Regions from separate parts of the Homo sapiens genome. Here region 2 is linked to region 1. Evidence: read pairs that join two places in POLR2A ChIA-PET (ENCODE). Cell type or tissue: GM12878. All regions are shown on one strand.

Region 1 (5,000 bases):
GTCTATACAAAATCCTGTATACAAGTGTGCACAGTAGCATTATTCACAATAGTCAAAAAGCGGAAACAATCCAAATCACCATCAACTGACTGATGGACACACAAAACGTGGTGTATGTATAGAATAGAAAATTACTCAGCAACATAAAGGAACGAAGTGCTGATACATGCTACAACTTGTGTGAGCCTTGAGAAAAATCATGTAGGTGACAAAATCCAGTCATAAAAGACCACATGTGTATGATTCCATGAAATGTCTCAAATAGGCAAATCCATATATTCAGAAAGACAATCAGTTGCCTAGGATTAGGGGGGTTGGCAGGAAATGGGAAGTGACTGCTAATGGGCATGGGGTTTCTTTTTGGGGTGATGAAAATATTCAGTAACTAAATTGTGATGGTGATTGCACAACTCTGCAAATATATTAAAAACCACTCAATTGTACACTTTAAACAAGTGAATCATATCTGTAAACATCTCCATGAAGCTTCTAAAAATTAAGCTGGTATGCGATACTATCATACAACCATCAAATTGAAAAAAATAATAAAGGATCTGATGATAGCAAATGTTAGCAGGGTTGGGAGGAGGAATGGTAACTGGAGCAACCATGCTAAAAACAACTGGACTGTATCACATCAAATTGAAGAAATGCACCTCCTGTGATCCAGCACTTCCACTTCTGACTATCCACACACCCTGGACGGAAGTGTACACATGTGGGCCAGGATGTATGCACAATCCTAACAGCCAAAAGCTGGAAACAACTAAAATGAGCATCAGTAGAAGAATGAAAAACCTATCATGGTGCCACAATAGAAAGGAATGCTCCAAAGCAAAGGAAATGAACGCAGCTACATATCAGGGTGGATCAACCTTAACAACACAGAACTGAACTTAAAAAGGCATGGAATGATACACAGAAGAAGTCCAAAACCTCACAAAACTAAACTATATTGTTGAGGGATGTATACAGAAAAGCAACTGCAGGATTACATAAAAATCAGCTTGTGGTTACCCTCAGGAGACAGCCCTTGGGGGAGGTGAGGACAGGAAAGGGGAATGGGGGGAGGTTTTTGCATATTTCTTGACCTGGGTGGCAGTTACAAAGCTGTTCTCTTTATAATCGTTCTATCGTTCTTGCAGTATACAACTGAGTTTATGTACTTTTTTGCACTTCCGTTGTATTTCAAATAAAAAAGAGTAAAAAACAAACTAATGCTTGTTATAACACGACGCTTCTCTCATCCCTAATACTAGTTATAACTCTACCTTCTTTATCCATAACAAGTGAACTGTAAATTAAAACTATGTTGAAATGACCATTTTCACCTGCCAGATATATGAGAACCCAAAAGTGTGATAACATACTGTGGCCAAGACTGTGAAAAGAATGCAATCTCATTGCTTTCTTATTACAGCAATTAATTATTCATTATTATCTCATTACATCATAAATTAGTTCCACACTTACAAAGGGCCGTGACAGTACATCTATACAATGGCATTTTATGCAACTGTAAAAAAACATCTGGCATCTTTTTATGAATTGATATGAAAAGAAGTTACAGTGTTAAGGTACAGAATAGTATACCTAGAGTATCATCTTCTGCATTTACAAAAAGGGGGTGGGGAAGTAAAGTATATATACTGTATGCGTTTATGTGCAAAATTCTAGAAAAATACACAAGAACATAATAAATTATTTTCTGTAGGGTGGTGGGAAAACAGATTATAAGACTTTTCATGGTTTACCCCGTTACAGTCTTTGATATTTGAACTTTTCAAAGAGTATGGTCAGGTACTGACTAATGACATTTTGGTCAATGATGGGTCTCATACACAACAGTGACCCATAAGATTATAATACCCAATTTTTACTGGACCTTTTCCATGTTTACATACACAAATACAATTGTGTTATAATTGCCTTCGGTACTGAGACAGTCACATGTTGTGCATGTTTGTAGCCTGGAAGCAAGAGGCTGTACCATATAGCCGAGGTGTGTAGCAAGCTGTGCCATCTAGGTTTGTGTAAGTGCGCTGTATGATGTTTGCACAATGAGGAAATCACCGAAGAACGCATTTCTCAAAAGATATCCCCACCACTAAGCGACACATGACTGTTTTTAGCTTTTCAAAATAACCTAAAAACATTATATGATATATGTCATATATTTTAATGTAATATAAATGTGTACTACAAACTAATATTACACATTGTAAAACCTACAATACATACTTTATAATATACTTTATATATCATAAATATATACTTTATAATATACTTTATATATCATAAATATATACTTTATAATCCAGTTTTTCATTACTAATCAATATAATCTATGAGTAGGAAAAAAGGAAGCCTGGAAGGATTAACTTCAAAACTTAGGTATTCATTATTTTTTTTTTTAATTGATTGTCTGTAGTTCCTAAATTTTTTATAATGGCCATTATTTCTGTAATAAGGGTTTTTGTTTTAAAGAATTAACTTACTAAGTCTTACATTCATATGGACTAGATCTCAACCTACTCTTCGTCACATTTCTGAAAAGTTCATTCAGGTCATATCCCCTTTGCTCAACAGGCTAAATTAGTCCACAGAGCTGAAGCTTTTTTCCTCACTGTTCTTAAAGATACAGAAAGAACGACTAACTTCTTCCGTGTTCCTTTCATGCAAAATCAATGCTCGAGAAAATGTTTTAGGGAACTGAAATCCCACTACAAAATGAGCTGCAGCTTTCAGAGCCATGAGGGCTCCCCCAGGCCAGCCACCACCATGTCTCCCAGTGAGCCACGACAGCACACACCACATAGCAACGAGAAGGGCACAGCCAGGCTGGGCTCGCTCACCTCAGGGATGCAGTCCTCGTGGGTCACCACGCGAACGATGTCATCCAGCGGGAGCAGGGAGTTGCACTTGATCTCTGTGTAGACATTCTTACCCTCCGTGCACACAGCCAGGAGCTCGACCAAGTGGATGTGGTACATGAGAGGGCTGTTCTCATCCATCCGATCCCGTTCTGACCGCATCATCTGGATCAGAGTCTGGAAAGAGGCTCTGTCGTTGTAGAACACGAGGACATCCTCTCCCGAATTGACCAGCTACATAAAGAACAGGGTGGGTTTAGATTACAAGCTTGCAGGGGTGGGGCAGCATGAAAAAAATCTATTCACAGAGGAAGAGAGAGGTTCTGTTAGCATTTATCTTCCCAAATCAGTCTTACCTATTTTGACTTCATTCATTTATATAACTGAACAACTAGAAATCTTCAGCATCATAATTTTAGTCCACAGATACAGAAATACCACACTGGCCCTAGAAAGCTATTAGGGGAAGAGAAAGCCTGCATACCAGCATTAATGCATCAAGTGGAAACAGAGATTGCAAGCTTGCACTGGTATTTCCATACCTACCAATTAGGCTATGATATTTCTTTTTAAATGTTTCCATCTTATTTATTTTTTTTGAGATGGAATTTCACTCTTGTTGCCCAGGCTGGAGTGCAATGCCGTGATCTCGGCTCACCACAACCTCCGCCTCCCAGGTTGGTTCAAGCGATTCTCCTGCCTCAGCCTCCTGAGTAGCTGGGATTACAGGGATGCACCACCATGCCTGGCTAATTTTGTATTTTTAGTAGAGACGGGGTTTCCCCATGTTGGCTAGGCTGGTCTCGAACTCTCAACCTCAGATGATCCACCCAACTCGGCCTCCCAAAGTGCTGGGATTATAGGTGTGAGCCAATGTGCCCTGCCTCCATCTTATTTTTATGCTTTACAATGTATCCCCTTTACAATTCTTTCATCTACCATCTTATCTCTTCAATCAACAAATTACTTTTAATTAAGATATGCCTTCCTCTCCATACTTACTCTTCAAAAAGTTGAGGCATTCCTGTTTATAACTTGTCCCCTAAGATGAGGCTTCTTGCAAATTTATTTAAGAATAAATCGATTTCATCAGCAGTACATGAAGTACAAAAAACCCAGAAAGGGCTGGCACAGAAGTCAAAATAAACATGGTCAATACTTACTAATGACTAACCTTTATGAGCTCTAATGATTAGATGCCAGATACCAAGATAAACTCTTTAGACAAACTTCCTAACCTCATTGTATCTCAGTTTCTTCATCTGTGAAACCAGGACAAATACAATAGCTAACTCACAGTGCTATGTAGATTAAATAATTTATTATAGACAAACTGCTTAGGACTGTGCCTAGAGTATGACCGGCTTCCAAAAAGTGTTAGGCATTAATGTCACCATTATCTCATTTACCCCACATATCAACTCTTTAAAGTGAAATCTGCGTATCTTCATGTTATAGAAAAGCTCACTGAGGAGTTGAAAGGTCAAGTAATGTATCTCATGGCACCCTTCAGTGAAGGGGTTCAGGTGACATTTGTATCCCAGGTTGAGCCGACTCTCTCTTTTTTTTATTTTTTTTCTAAGAGACAACGTCTCACTCTGTTGCCCAGGCTGGAGTGCAGTGGGTGCCATCATAGCTCACTGCAAGGTCAAAATCCTGGGCTCAAGGGATCTTCCTCTGTAACTGGGATTATGGGCACATGCCACTACACCCAGCTAATTTTTAAAATTTTTTGTAGAAACAAGGGTCTTACTATGTTGCCCAGGCTGGTCCTGTACTCCTGGCCTCAAGTGATGCTCCTGCCTCAGCCTCCCAAAGAGCTGGGATTACAGGCATGAGCCACCACGTTGGCCTCAACTCTTAATCACACTACCCTCCCTGCCAATGGAACCATATACGTAGACAAGATTGTAAATCAAAGTGAATTCATAATAAACCAAGTAAGGCTTTTCCTTGATTCCACAGACCAACTGCTCCTCAAAAAGCATCAGGCAAAATTTTTTCCATCTAATTAATTAGGTGAATAATTTTTAAAATTCATAATCCACAAGAATGGAAGCGTTCTGGCTCACTGGGTCCTGACTACATTTTATCTCCATTCCCTATAATTCAGTTCCTTATTCCTCT
Region 2 (5,000 bases), 420 kb before region 1:
TATCCTGAATATGGTCTACATAGTTAAAATGACTGATTTTCATACCAGCTTTTCCTTTCTTTCTTCTTCTTCTTTTTTTTTTCTTTTTTGAGACAGAGTCTTGCTCCTCTTTCCTGGCTGGAGTTCAGTGGCATGATCTCAGCTCACTACAACCTCTGCCTCCCTGGTTCAAGCAATTCTCGTGCCTCAGTGTCCAAAGTAGCTGGGACTACAGAGGCACGTGCCACCATGTCTGGCTAATTTTTTGTATTTTTAGTAGAGACCGGGTTTTGCTATTTTGGCCAGGCTGGTCTTGAACTCCTGGCCTCGAGTAATCCCCCTGCCTCAGCATCCCAAAGTGCTGGGATTACAGTCATGAGCCACTGCACCCGGCCTTCTACCAGCTTTTCTACCTAGCAGCTGTATGAACTGTGCAAGTTGCTTAACCTCTCTGTGCCTCCATTTACTATAAAGGGAGAAAACGTTGTTATCTGCCTCATAGGATTATTGTGAAGAGTAAATGAATGAGTTCATATCAAGCTCTTAGAACATAGCCTAGCACAGTCCGGGCTTGGTGGCTCATGCCTGTAATCTCAGCACTTTCGGAGGCCCAGGTGGGTGGATCACTTGAGGTCAGTAGTTCAAGACCCCCCTGGCCAACATGGTGAAACCTCATCTCTACTAAAAATACAAAAATTAATAGCTGGGCATGGTGGCACATACCTGTAGTCCTAGCTACCTTGGGAGACTAAGGCAGAAGAATCGCTTGAACCTGGGAGGTTGAGGTTGCAGTGGGCCAACAGTGCACCACTGCACTCCAGACTGGGCTACAGTGAGACTCCATCTTTTTTTTTTTTTTTTTTTTCAGGGTGAGTCTCACTCTATTGTCCAGGCTGGAGTGCAGTGGTGCAATGTTGGCTCACTGCAACCTCAACCTCCCAGGTTCAAGCGATTCTCCTGCCTCAGCCTCCCGAGTAGCTGGGATTACTGGTGCCCACCCCCATGTCTGGCTAATTTTTGTATTTTTGGTAGAGACAGGGTTTCGTCATGTTGGCCAGGCTGGTCTCGAACTCCTGACCTCAAGTAATCCACCCGCCTCAGCCTCCCAAAGTGCTGGGATTACAGGTGTGAGCCACTGTTCTCGGCCAAGACTCTATCTAAACAAACAAACAACAACAACAAAAAAAAAACAGCCTAGCACAGCGTTAATATTCTCTAAATCCTAGTCATTATTTCTGGAACATAGTGACTTAGGACATATGATCAACAATTCAGGGGCTTAGTTTCTCATCTGTAAAATATGGGTAAGGTTACCACCCTTATCTGATGTTTTAGCTGAGGAAGTATTTTCTGCTGAAGTCGCTGGAATAGTGTACAAAGTCATGTGGGTGGCTATTCCCTTTGAACTTTGCCTAGATTTAAGTTACAGGAATGGGAACTGAGGATCATGTGCTGAGACACACGGACCCATTGATGCATCCTTTATAGGGTCAGGAATCCCAGAGCCCTGGGAATGTAGATGGGGAAGGACAAGGGTGAGAGATAAGATTGACTCATGTATTTGCTTTGTGTCTGTTATGTAAGAAAGGTAGAATTCTGTGGCATCACAGCTGAATGACTCCAAGACCATTCTAGTTTTACTTAGTGAAAAGCTGAGGCACAGAGAAGGGATATGTTACAGTTAGAGATGCGAGTTTAAGTCATAATCTTTATTTATTTATTTATTTAGCGACAGAGTCTCGCTCTGTCACCCAGGCTGGAGTGCAGTGGCACGATCTTGGCTCGCTGCAACCTCCACCTCCCAGATTCAAGCGATTCTCCTGCCTCAGCCTCCCAAGTAGCTGGGATTACAGGCGCGTGCCACCACACCCAGCTAATTTTTTGTGTTTTTAGTAGAGACAGGGTTTCACCGTGTCAGCCAGGATGGTCTCAATCTCCTGACCTCGTGATCCACCCACCTCGGCCTCCCAAAGTGCTGGGATTACAGGTGTGAGCCACCACACCCAGCTAAGTCATAATCTTCTTAAGGACAGTAACCATTTCTACTTAAATTACTAAAATCATTTTAAATGAGTGAGCCAGCCTGGGGTACCTGAAATCTCATCTCTCAGGCATTTGTTTTATTATTACCTTTGCATTTGTCTAAGGTGATCATTGTTTTGGCTCCAAAGAATGAAATAAATGTGACACATTGCATAGGTTCTCACTGGCCTGATTACCAACCTAGTAGCATCTGAAACTGACAGCACCTGAGCCTTATCTACAGGACATTTCTGCTTTGGGCCAAGTCGATTAGAGAGCCAGAGTTTTTCATTAGCTGTGGATGTCACTACAGGTGCTCCCCAAAATCTGCAAGGAGCAGAATGTCAGTTCCATCTTTTAAAGGAAGAGTTTTGGCCTTCAGGAAAAGGGAAGCAAGACTCAATTAGGACATTCTCTTTAGAAGGAACATTCATCATTCTTTCTTTCTTTTTTATTTTGAGACAGAGTCTCACTCACCCAGACTGGAGTGCAGTGGTGCGATCTCAGCTCACTGCAACCTCCACCTCCCGGGTTCAAGTGATTCACATGCCTCAGCCTCCCAAGTAGCTAGGATTATGAGACACACACCACCAGTCCCAGATAATTTTTGTATTTTTAGTAGAGACATGTTAGTCAGGCTGGTCTTGAACTCCTGGCCTCAAGTGATCTGCCCACCTTGGCCTCCCAAAGTGCTGGGATTACAGGCATGAGAAACTGTGCCCGGCCCATTATTTTATTTTTATTTATTTTATTTTGCTTTTCAGAAACAGGATCTTGCTCTGTTGCCCAGGCTTGAGTGCAGTGGTATAATCACAGCTTACTGCAACCTCAAACCCCTGGGCTCAAGTGATCCCAGGCATGAGTCACGAGGCCCCGCCTCTTCTTCATTATTTAAAAATTGAGCTAGTCACCCCCATTTTAAGAACAACCAATCATATGAGAATTCCATAGGTGGAAAACAGATACTCAGTGCAAAGTAGAGTGGTGTGAAGAGTCCTGTGCAGGAAATAAAAAGACCACACTGCTGGAAGAAAAGCCGTGTCTTGAATTAAAGAGTTCTCAGGTTGGGTGCAATGATTCACGCCTGTAATCCCAGCACTTTTGGAGGCTGAGGTGGGTGGATCACCTGAGGTCAGGGGGTCAGGAGTTTGAGACCAGCCTGGCCAACATGGTGAAACCCCGTCTCTCCAAAAAAACAAAACTTAACCAGGCATGGTGGCATGCGCCTGTAATCCCAGCTACTCAAGAGGCTGAGGCAGGAGAATCGCTTGTGCTCAGGACGCAGAGTTTGCAGTGAGCCAGGATCGCACCACTGCACTCCAGCCTGGGTGACAGGGCAAGACTTTGTCTCAAAAAAAATTCTTGGCTTTGAAAACTAAATGGCTGTGTGACTTTCAGCAAGTCACTTCCTTTCTCTGGGCTTCAGTTTATTTATGAACTGAAGAGTTTGGATAAGATAAAATTAAAGAACCTTTTATCTCTAAAACCTTCCCATTTCATAGCAACCTGACTGAAATGAGATAAGAGGAAGGGATTCCTGCATGGTAGAGATAAGAATTCTCTCTTTATAATAGCCATTATAGGCTGGGCATGGTGGCTCATGCCTGTAATTCTAGTACTTTGGGGGCTGAGGCGGATGGATTACCTGAGGTCAGGAGTTCAAGATCAGCCTGGCCAACATGTCAAAACTCCATTTCTACCAAAAATACAAAAATTAGCTTGGTGTTGTGGCATGTGCATATAATCCCAGCTATTCAAGAGGCTAAAAAAAAAAAAAAAAAAAAACAGGAGAATCTCTTGAACCCAGAAGGAGGCTGCAGTGAGCCGAGATTGTGCCACTGCACTTCAGCCTGGGTGACAGAGAAAGACCCTGTCTCAAAAAATAAAAATAAAAAATAAATACCCTGTGTAAGTCGGGCATGGTGGTTCACGCCTGTAATACCAGCACTTTGGGAGGCTGAGGTGTGCAGATCACCTGAGGTCAGGAGTTCAAGATCAGCTTGGGCAACATGGTGAAACCCCGTCTCTACTAAAAATATAAAAATTAGCCAGGCATGGTGGCACATGCCTATAATCCCAGCTACTCGGGAGGCTGAGGCAGGAGAATTGCTTGAACCTGGGAGGCAGAAGTTGCAGCGAGCCAAGATCGTGCCACCGCACTCCAGCCTGGGTGAGAGAGTGAGACTCAATCTCAAAAAAAAAAAAAAAAAAAAAAAAATTAGCTGGGCATGTGTTGATGAATGCCTGTAATCCCAGCTACTCAGGAGGCTGAGGCAGGAGAATCGCTTGAAGCCAGGAGGCAGAGGTTACTAGGAGCCAAGATTGTGTCACTGCACTCCAGCCTGGGCAACAGAGTGAGACTCCATCTCAAAAATAAAATAAAATAAAATAAAATAGGCTTTATATTTTTTAGAGAAGTTTCAGGTTTACAGAAAATTGAGCAGATAGTACTGATGGTTCCAATGTACTCTTCCTCTAGCCCCATAGCTTCCCAAATTACCTTTGTTTTAACTGAGGAACCAATATTGCTACCTTATTATTAACTAAAGTCTATAGTTTACAATGGGGTTCAGCCTCAGCATTGTATATTCGATGGGTTTGGACGAATGTAGAATGTTATGTATCAACAATTACAGTGTCATAAAGAATTGTTTCATCTAAAAATTCCCTGTATTCCACCTACTCATCTCTGTTATTTTTAATTTAATTTAATTGTTTTAGTGATGACGTGGGTGGATCACTTGAGGACAGAAGTTCAAAATCAGACAGGGTCTTGCTGTGTCACCCAGGCTGCAGTGCAGTGACATGACCACAGCTCACTGCAGCCTTGACTTCCCAGGCTCAAGCAATCCTCCCACCTCAGCTTCCTAAGTAGCTGGGACTGCAGGTGCGTGCCATGACACCCAGCTCCTTTTTTGACTTTTTTGTAGAGATAAGGTCTCATTATGTTGCCCAGGCTGGTCTTAAACTCCTGGGCTCAAATGATCCTCCCACCTCAG

Evidence for each region. ChIA-PET counts read pairs that join two places held together with the same protein. Peaks named below come from ENCODE experiments on the same cell type or tissue, not always from the same donor. Only the 100,000 strongest peaks of a DNase experiment are listed, where the experiment ranks them.
Region 2: POLR2A ChIA-PET joins it to region 1 with 9 read pairs; 2 of 35 experiments call an interaction of 5 or more read pairs at or near these places.

Annotation. Positions count from the first base shown.
Region 1 is chr3:4,691,597-4,696,596 of GRCh38, reverse strand. It overlaps ITPR1 (inositol 1,4,5-trisphosphate receptor type 1), which reads right to left. Exons shown (of 62, transcript NM_001378452.1): 33 at 2,856-3,107. Among named protein-coding and RNA genes, the nearest start is that of EGOT, 57 kb to the left of the region's middle. In GM12878, no CTCF peak of the experiment used is centred here; a DNase peak (open chromatin) is centred at 2,656.
Region 2 is chr3:5,107,014-5,112,013 of GRCh38, reverse strand. No RefSeq gene overlaps it. Among named protein-coding and RNA genes, the nearest start is that of ARL8B, 13 kb to the left of the region's middle. In GM12878, no CTCF peak of the experiment used is centred here; no DNase peak of the experiment used is centred here.